Regions from separate parts of the Homo sapiens genome. Here region 1 is linked to region 2. Evidence: read pairs that join two places in POLR2A ChIA-PET (ENCODE). Cell type or tissue: HepG2. All regions are shown on one strand.

The links. Peaks named below come from ENCODE experiments on the same cell type or tissue, not always from the same donor. Only the 100,000 strongest peaks of a DNase experiment are listed, where the experiment ranks them.
Region 1: POLR2A ChIA-PET joins it to region 2 with 5 read pairs; 3 of 35 experiments call an interaction of 5 or more read pairs at or near these places.

What each region holds. Positions count from the first base shown.
Region 1 is chr16:55,500,372-55,505,371 of GRCh38, reverse strand. MMP2 (matrix metallopeptidase 2) reads right to left here. Exons shown (of 13, transcript NM_004530.6): 12 at 2,484-2,593; 13 at 1-33. Among named protein-coding and RNA genes, the nearest start is that of LPCAT2, 6.2 kb to the left of the region's middle. RefSeq lists an enhancer at 2,378-2,879. In HepG2, CTCF peaks have their summits at 2,401 and 3,588; a DNase peak (open chromatin) is centred at 2,331; H3K4me3 peaks cover 337 bases.
Region 2 is chr16:55,620,759-55,625,758 of GRCh38, reverse strand. No RefSeq gene overlaps it. Among named protein-coding and RNA genes, the nearest start is that of SLC6A2, 33 kb to the left of the region's middle. In HepG2, a CTCF peak has its summit at 2,273 (motif pointing left); a DNase peak (open chromatin) is centred at 2,458.

The DNA of each region.
Region 1 (5,000 bases), 120 kb after region 2:
GGTAATAGGCACCCTTGAAGAAGTAGCTGTGACCTGGGATAGAGAAAGAAGAGACCGTGACCCCCTTATCCTGACATTCTGGCACACAGAAGGTTCCTGGGAACTTTGAATTTCTGCCTGGCATAGGGAAGAAGCTTTTAAACGAGAAGAGAGCTTTGAAAGGCTGAGGCAGGAGGATTGCTTGAGCCCAGGAGTTCGAGACCAGCTTGGGCAGCATAGAGAGACCCCCATTTCTACGAAAAACATATTTAAATTAGCTGGGTATAGTGGTACATTCCTGTAGTCCAAGCTACTTAGGAGGCTGACGTGGGAGGGTCGCTTAAGCCCAGGAGTTCGAGGCTGCAGTGAGCTATGATTGTGCCTCTAGCCTGGGTGATAGAGCAAGACCTTGTCCCCCCGCCAAAAAAAAAACTCAACTGTGGCGGGGCGCGGTGGCTCACGCCTGTAATCCCAGCACTTTGGGAGGCCGAGACGGGCAGATCACGAAGTCAGGAGATCAAGACCATCCTGGCTAACATGGTGAAACCTCGTCTCTACTAAAAATACAAAAAATTAGCCGGGCGTGGTGGTAGGCGCCTGTAGTCCCAGCTACTCGGGAGGCTGAGGCAGGAGAATGGTGTGAACCCAGTAGGCGGAGCTTGCAGTGAGCCAAGATCGCGCCACTGCACTCCAGCCTGGGCGACAGAGGGAGACTCTGTCTCAAAAAAAAAAAAAAAAAAATTCAATTGTTTCAATCTGAGCTGATTGAAGAAAAGAAAACAAAAACAAAACCAAAACACAACAAAAGCCCAGAAGAGCCCCCTCTGGGAGTGGAAGAAGGGAAATGGCTGTGAAATAAGCTCTTTTATTCCCTGTTTGCTCATCTCTAAGATGAGGATAAAGATTATCAACCTTCTAGGGCTTGCAGTGAGCATTAAGTCAGATAACATATGCTATTATTAAAAACAATAACTCCACTTAACACAAGCATCAAACTAAGCACATTCCATGTACCAGAGGTGGCAAAACAGGATATATCCAGTCCTGTCAGGCCCACAGATGGGTTTTATTTGACTCTCACAAGTTTGTTTTGTTTTGTCTTTAAATCTGAATAACTTGCCAACATGTAAACATCCAAAAAGTCACACAGAAGTACAGATTTCTGGCTTCCTTTAAAAAAACTAGAATATCTAATATAGAATATCTAACAACACCAGGCCCCATTCTTTTTTTTTGAGACCAGGTCTCACTCTGTCACCCAGTCTGGAATGCAGCGGCATGAACACGGCTCACTGCAGCCTTAAACTCCTGGGCTCAAGCGATCCTCTCTGCTCACCCTCCCCAGTAGCTGGGACTACAGGTATGCGCCGTCATGTGTAGCTAATGTTTTTTAAAATTTTTTTGTAGAGATAGAGTCTCACTATGTTGCCCAGGCTGGTCTCAAACTCCTGCGCTCAAGCAGTTCTCCTGCCTTGGCCTCCCAGAGTGCTGGGATGACAGGTGTGAACCATGGCAGCTGCCTAGGCCCCTAATCTTGCCCGCCAATAATTATCTGAAGGTGAGAAGAAAGTGTCTCCTGTAAATGAGGCATGTGCTCTGATTCCGCACAGACTCCACAGTTCCCCACTGTCTGCCCCTGCCTGCTTTACTCATTTGTGCTACCTGCCTGACACATGGAGCTGTTGGAGTTTGTGACTCCTGACATACATAATCTCATTTACTATTAATATGCTAGCATGTAGTAGGTGCTCAATAGATGTTTATTCTTGAAGATAACTCCTAATCTAGCATCTGATTGTACACTGCATTTTCTTGGACATGTAAGACCTTCAGCTACTGGAGGTCAGGGCCTGTGCTTAGCATACAGTAGGTGCTCAAAAAAAAAAAAATCTGTGGAATTTAGTTGAAATCTCCTCTAAAAAAAGCCAAACTGGACCCATTTCCAGGACCCTAGAAAGCTCACAGATGCCTCCTCAAGAGTATGATTTTCAAACTCCAAATTCTATCCCTCGCTGCTACTGGTTGTGTTTTAATCAGCAGGGGGCCAGGGGCAAACTGGTTGAGTGGAGGATCTTTGCCACATGAGCAACAGAGCATGACAAAGTTTGCCTTGTCTCAAATGGAGCCATCCTTCTGCTAATGGGAGGTGGTCACAGGCCTCCTGCAAAACGCAAATGGGCCTGGATCAAACCCCAGAATGAATCCACGGCACAGAGCCCATGTTCCTTCTCCCCTGGCCCAGGCCTTCCGCCCTCCCCTGCCCTGGCTCCAGGCCCTGCAGCTGTGAGAAGTCTTTCTGGGTCTTACTGCCTGGAGCCAGGCCAAGGAGCAGAGGTCAGGGATCTGGAAACCTTCCCAGCACTAGGATGAAGGAGTTGATTTGTTTTCCTGGGCGCCGCCTGCCTGCCTGCCCTGCACAATAAAGAAGTGTGTATTTGCAAGGAGCTGGGCCCTGGCTAGGGGCGGGGAGTCCTAGAAAGCGGAGACAGTCCTGGGTGGCTCACCGCCGCCCTGCAGGTCCACGACGGCATCCAGGTTATCGGGGATGGCATTCCAGGCATCTGCGATGAGCTTGGGGAAGCCAGGATCCATTTTCTTCTTCACCTCATTGTATCTGTAAAGAAACAGACACAGTGAACCAGCAGGGCCTCTCTAAAGGACACTTCCCCCCTGGCCTGGATGGGAGCACCCAGCTGATGGCTCCTGGATAGGCCTCGGAAACTGGACCTAGCCCTTCAGGGAAGCAGCCAGCTGCAGTGGAAGGAAGGGCATGGAATCAGACCTGAGTCTGAGCCTCAGATCTACCACTTTTAATTATATGACTTTGGATGACCCCATAAAAACAATCTCATGATTACTGCTAACATTTATAAAGCACTTACTACATGCCAAACAGTGTGTTAACCACTTTCCATACAGCTACAGTTTTACCAGCTGTAAAATGGGGTTGTGTCTAATTTAGTGTATTTAATTTAATGCATGCATTAAATAAAACAGCACATGCAGAGCCTCTATCCCCATGTCTCATAAATATTTAGTAGGTACTTAAGAAATGTTAGCTCCCTTACAAACAAATCCCTGCTGTAATCCGAGGAGTGCTAAACTAGAAGCCCAGGGATGGGAATCTGCCCCATCATTCTTTCACTTCATGGCTTGGAAAAATTGCTGCTTCTTCATCTGCCACAGGGAGATGACAGTCCCTGCCCTGGGAGATGACCATGGCTGGGGCAGTGAGGTTACAATGCAAGGTGGAAGGTACGTGTAAGTCCAAGGCCTGTTAGTCACAGGGTGGGCCACATGCCACCTCAGTTCCGGCGGCAGCAATCCTGGGCCCCGCCTTTAATTCAGGTAAATACTTTGGGCATCGGTTAGTATGTTCTTCTCCCTGGCTAGCAATCCTTCTGTCTTTTAAGATTTTTGGAGAACTTTTTAAATGCTGCTGTCATGTTGATTCCTTTGCCTCTCCACTTCATTATTCCATAAATATTTACTGAGCTCCCACTATGGGAGCTATGGATATCCTAGTAAACAAGTCTTGCCCAAGTGGAGCTGTTTCTAGATGAATCTGTGTTCGCATCCCATCCTGGTAGCAGCCACCTTTTGCTCCACAGTGCCTCCTAGGGGGCTCCCTTCCTTTCTGCAGCCAGCCTTGACCACCTCCACCCTGGACCCCAACAGCAGCTTTCCCTATATGCTCCCTTCTAGAGGAGACTTCTCCCTCAAAGGGACTTCTCCCTCAGCCATCACCCCGAAGAACTAACGCCTTCCTTAATCCCAGGTGCAGCATAAAACTCATTCTTACAAAACCTGGCATGCTTCCTCATGCCCTGGGTCACCAAAACCAAGTTCCCTAGCTCAAAATCCCAACACTCCCATCCAAGGCACCTCCACTGAGCCCTCAAACTACATTCCCTAGCGTTAGGATAGTTTGGAGATGTGTGTCCCACACTTGAACTGGCCCTCATTTCTTTCTCATTCTACCCACAGAAGGTGGGGATGGCAGAAGTCAAGCCCATTTTACAGATGAGGAAACTGAGTCTCAGATAAGAGAATTAGTTTGCTTCCAAGTTCTTTTCATCCAGAAAGAATACAAGCACTGTGGTGTCAGAAGATGTGGTACTTCTCTGCAGCTGTAGAAGTTGCCATGTATAGCAGGTGTTAAGAACACAGATATTTGTGTCCCAGCTTTTCCTTGAGCCACTTTAGCCTCAGTTTCCACACTTGGGAAAAGGAGCTAACAGTATCTACCTCAACTGAGAAATATAGGTGACCTGCATAGCCTCAGGCTGGGCTATGGTAGAGGCCCCATACTGAGAGCCATCATTATCTGATTCAAATGTGTTTACATAATTTTCCCTCATTCTACTATAAACTACATGAGGGCAGGGTGTGATGATTTTTTGACCCCCGTCTCTCCAGCAGCTAGCTAAGTGCCTGGCACACAGCAGATGTGGAACATATATTTGTGGCTTAGTGAAAGCTTCTACAAGCAGGGCCTGAGCTCTTCTTGGCATGCTGAAGACAGCTGCTCAGCCTCTGTCACTCTGGGGCTCTCTCTCCTTCTCCAGCAAAGATGCCTCTGGGGCCTCTGCAGACTCCACGGCAGGGCCAGTGTCACAAGCTCATTCACCACTTCTCTTGGAATAGAGATCTGTCTCCTTTGGAAGCCAGCCCAGAGCTTCTGATAGGCCCTTCAGCTCTGTCCCTTTTCAGGAAGTCTCAGGGTGGTTCCTCTGTAGAGCACGCTGTCTGTCCTGGCTCTGGCTTTGGGAGGTGGGCTTGTGTGGAAAAGGACTGGGAGGCAAATAACTCTGCCTGGAAATCCAGCAAGGCACTGCCACAACCTCCATGCCTGTGTGTGTGTGTGTGTGTGTGTGTGTGTGTGTGTGTGTGTGTGTATGCGCACATGCGCACACAATCATGTTCCTATATGCTAGGAACAGGTCTGTTTTTGCATGTTTACATAGATACAGTGCATGGAAAAGTGATTTAAAAAGTTCTTCCAACACCATAATTTGAAA
Region 2 (5,000 bases):
CTCAGACAAAGACCTTGAAACTCTGGTGATGTCCTAATTGGGTGTGGCCTTTTCTTCTGTGGCACAACCTTGGCCTCAGACCAAATCCAGTCAGTTCAGATAATATGATGGAATTTAGATTTTTTTATAGTACACTAGTTATTGTGAAAAAAGGAATAAGTTGATTCATATTGGAATGGATCTATTAGCGGATGTTGGGGATAAGTGAGAAGCTGTAACTTAGCTTTCCTTTGTAACTCAAGGGAAAAAAAATATATGGTTTGATTCAAACTTTAGAAAACAAGCTTGATATTTTTTCCAGTTTTGAGTTCTGGCTCACTTTGCTAAACTATCCCATTTGACAGGACAAGAAAGCCTGCCTGTTCTGAGGAAGGCAATTTATACTCATCAGCAGTTGTCAACAGGATGGTGAGCACCTAGCATGTAGTAAGCACTCAATCCACCCCCACCCCACACTGCCCCCATCCAGACTGCATTAAGAGCCATTGTTTAACTATGCCAGGGATCAATCAGAGTGCATTCCTTCATTGCATTTCTTCTTGGCCATCGTTTGGAAGTGGTTTGGAAAATGAGTACACATCCTGCCAATCTCCTTGGTCCTACCTCTATCTCCCTCCACACATCTGTAAAATGGGTATCCTAGAATATCCGAAGGACAACTCAGGCAAGATCTCTACTGAGCTCAGGGAACCTTGGAACAAAAAATATCACATTATATCCATTGGGGTCTCTGAATTTTCCAAAGCTCAGATAATGTCAGCTTTAAAGAAAATACTTTGCAGCCAGGCACAGTGACTCATGCCTATAATCCCAGAACTTTGAGAGGCTGATGCGGGCAGATCATTTGAGGCCATGAGCTTCAGACCGGCCTGGCCAACATGGCGAAACTGTATTTCTCTGCTAGAAATACAAAAATTAGCTGGGTGTGGTGGTGCATGCCTGTAGTTCCAGCTACTCGGGAGGCTGAGGCATGAAAATCGCTTGAAGCTGGGAGGAAGAGGTTGCAGGGAGCTGAGAATGCATCACTCCATTCCAGCCTCAGCAACAGAGTGAGACTCTGTCTAAAAAAAAAAAAATTCAACCATTGTGGAAGTCAGTGTGGCGTTTCCTCAGGGATCTAGAACTAGAAATACCATTTGACCCAGCCATCCCATTACTGGGTATATACCCAAATGACTATAAATCATGCTGCTATAAAGACACATGCACACGTATGTTTATTGCGGCATTATTCACAATAGCAAAGACTTGGAACCAACCCAAATGTCCAACAATGATAGACTGGATTAAGAAAATGTGGCACATATACACCATGGAATACTATGCAGCCATAAAAAACGATGAGTTCATGGCTGGATGGATGAAATTGGAAATCATCATTCTCAGTAAACTATCGCAAGAACAAAAAACCAAACACCGCATATTCTCACTCATAGGTGGGAATTGAACATTGAGATCACATGGACACAGGAAGGGGAATATCATACTCTGGGGACTGTGGTGGGGTGGGGGGAGGGGGGAGGGATAGCATTGGGAGATATACCTAATGCTAGATGACGAGTTAGTGGGTGCAATGTACCAGCATGGCACATGTATACATATGTAACCAACCTGCACAAGGTGCACATGTACCCTAAAACTTAAAGTATAATAATAAAAAAATAAATAAATAAATAAATTTAAAAAAAGGAAGAAAAAGAAAAAAAATACTTTGTATTTGCATAGGGTGTTACACTTCTCAAGGTTTTCTCTCACTCTCTTATTTTATTTTATTTATTTTGTAGAGGCAGCATCTCGCTATGTTGCCCAGGCTGTTCTTGATCTCCTGCACTGAAGCAATCCTCCCGCATCAGCCTGCTGAAGTGCTGGGATTACAGGCATGAGCCACTGTGCCTGGCCTCTCTCACTCTCATTCTCTCAGTTTCTTTCTGTCTCTGTTTGTCTCTCACCTGTGCACTTGCATGCACAGTCATGCACACACAGAGAGATACACATACATGAGTTTGGTCTGAACTGACCCTCACAAAATTTCAGTGGCAGTATATAGATGAAGTAGTATCCCAATTTTGCAGATGAGGAAACTGAGTCCCAGGGAAGGTAAGGGACATGACAGTAAGTCAGTGGATAAACACAGGGACTAGAACCTATCGGTGCTCTTTTCTCTGCATTACAGGCTCACTTAGAAGAAGAACAGCTGAAGCACAGTGAAGGTGTGGAATGGGAATGGGGAAGGGTTAGGCTAGAAGGCAAGTGCCTGGATTTCTTCCCGAGGTGCTGCCCTCTGCAGCCTTTTCTGGGTGCAACACCTGACCTAAGGTGCATAGATATCCTGGCCCCAAGCCTGGCAGGCAAGCTCTCTGGGAGTAAACAAGGCTTTTCCTCCCACCCCCACAACCCTCCCATCTCCCCTCGGTGTCTCGTGATGCTGGCCCCACCCTGGAGCGCATGCTTCAGAGCTATCAGGGCACTGGGGCTGGGTGACCGCTACAGGAACTCATCCATAAACACACAAACAATGACTCAGGAAGTGCAAGCCTTTGATGTGGCTCAAGGGCCACCCTGTGAGCACGTGGGGCTCCCTTCAAGGTCATTTTACCCATGTGTGGCTTCACCAGTGTCCAGAGCCCTCTCTCATCTAATTTCATCTGATCTCTCTCAGGCCCTGTGTGGTAGACAAAGCAATGATCTGGAAACTGAGGCTGAGAGAGACTTAAGTGGCTCAGTAGCGGTGTGTAGGAATCAGAGCTGGCCGACAAGTTAGGGATCTTGGAATCCAAGGACAGCTGTGTCCTCAGAGCTGGGGGACCTCTGTCTGTCTTCAGAGTTGACTCCAAGCAGTTGTTCTGTCTCACAGGGCCTCAGCTCCTTCATTTGTCAAAGAGAGCTACTGCTTCTTCCAGACATTGCTAGGGTCCAAAAAAGCAGCTTCTTTATGATGCTACTTTGAGAACCATTAAAGAACTAAAATGAAACAAAACAAAACTTTTTGGCCTCATGATTCCAATAATCTACTGAATCAATGACTGAATGAAGACAAAGTTTGGGTATATTTATGGCTGTTATGAGTGAGCCCAAGCTAGAAAGCAAAATCATTCTCTAAAAATGTCCTCTGAGAATCGGCACCGTAGAACATATCACAGGACCAATTGTCTGGTACCTTCTCTTCTGAGCCATTTGTGGATTATGTTTATATCTTCCCACAGCTGTTCTCCATTTGCCATACTTCTTCATAATGTGCATGATGCAGGCATTGTGGGCTAGTGATGGGGAAAGGGGCACTCTTGGGCAGTTTTAAAGGCAGCATCCCCACAGTTTCGGTTTCCATTTACATATTACTTAAACAGTGAGTCCAACTGCCATTGGGAAAGTGATGGCACTTCTCTTTTAGGATTTCTGTGTTTTGTTTTTCTTCACCAAGAAACTTTCAGATTGAGAGTAGGTGGTTACTTCTTAGTCCAAAAATATCACAGCAGGGGTGGATAGGTAAGGTGAGGCCTACAAATGTAGCTGGATGTGGATGAAAAGGAAATGCAATTTGTAAAGATCAAACCATTGCAGTATGATACAGTAAGAAATTAGCAAACCAATGTCTCATTTTGTTGCAGATTGAATCTATTTACTGAAAAACACTTGTTTTTATAGAAATTAGCTATACCAGGAATTTATTTTAGCCTTCCCAACCTTTCCATCCATTTTCTTTGAGCTTTCTTCTAGCCTATGAATCTGAAAGTTATCACAAATCCAGTGAAAAGTGACTTCAGCTGGCCCATCAGCTGTTCACAGGGCCTGTGTTTACCTTTCAAAAGAAATTGATTTTTCCTAACAATTATGCCAAGCACAGAGATTTTGCTTCAGTTATCTCAGGTTAATTTGTAGTGCCTTCTAGCCTGAAATGCTGACAAGCAGATGACTGACTCTAAGAAATCTAGAAAAATTTGCAGGTTTATATTACAAATGTTTCTCCACTGAATAAAACTTTGTGAGTGTATGTGAATAAAATACATTTAGGGGAAACTTCTACTATAGAGAAGTGAATTAAAATTCAGTAATGCCAATTCAAGCAACCACCCTAGAAGGGGTTCTAGCCTTCTCCTAACTCCAGCTTCCCAAATTATCAATGAACCCACTTGAATTTTCTTCATCAGACACATATGCTTTATCTTTCTACGTGGCAGAAATGCATGCCACAGCCAAAAATGCCTGCAGCTGCCTACGAGGAAGTAACTCTGAGAAACACAGAATCTCACGGATAGAAGAAATACTAAAACTAGATGTTTTCTAGCGTCATCTTCTTAATTAACACAGAAGACTTTCTTGCTTCATTTTTCCACTTTTGGCTATAGAGAGGAGGAGGGGGTCTTTTCCTTCTGTTGTTTTGTGGTTTTTGTTTTTGCCAATAGCAATAAGTGGTCTTTATTTTGAGCCTGATTCATATAAAATATCCATAAAAATCAACAATGACATTTATGAGATTTTGAACATTGGATATTTGATATTAACAAAATGATGGTTACTAGTTTTAGTAACCTTTAAAATACTTTTTTAAAGTATTTTAAAACCCTTAAAATACTTCAAAAAGTATTTAGTAATACATTTTTTTAGAGTCCTTTTTTGGAGATTTTAAAAATTAATTAATTTATTTATTAATTTTATTATACTTTAAGTCCTAGGGTACATGTGTACAACATGCAGGTTTGTTACATATGTAAACATGTGCCATGTTGGTGTGCTGGACCCATTAACTCGTCATTTACATTAGGTATTTCTCTTAATGCTGTCCCTCCCCCCTCCCCCTACCCCACCACAGGCCCCAGTGTGTGATGTTCCCCGCCCTGTGTCCAAGTGTTCTCATTGTTCAATTCCCACCTATGAGTGAGAACATGCAGTGTTTGGTTTTCTGTCCTTGCGATAGTTTGCTCAGAATGATGGTTTCCAGCCTCATCCATGTCCCTACAAAGGACAAGAACTCATCCTTTTTATGGCTGCATAGTATTCCATGG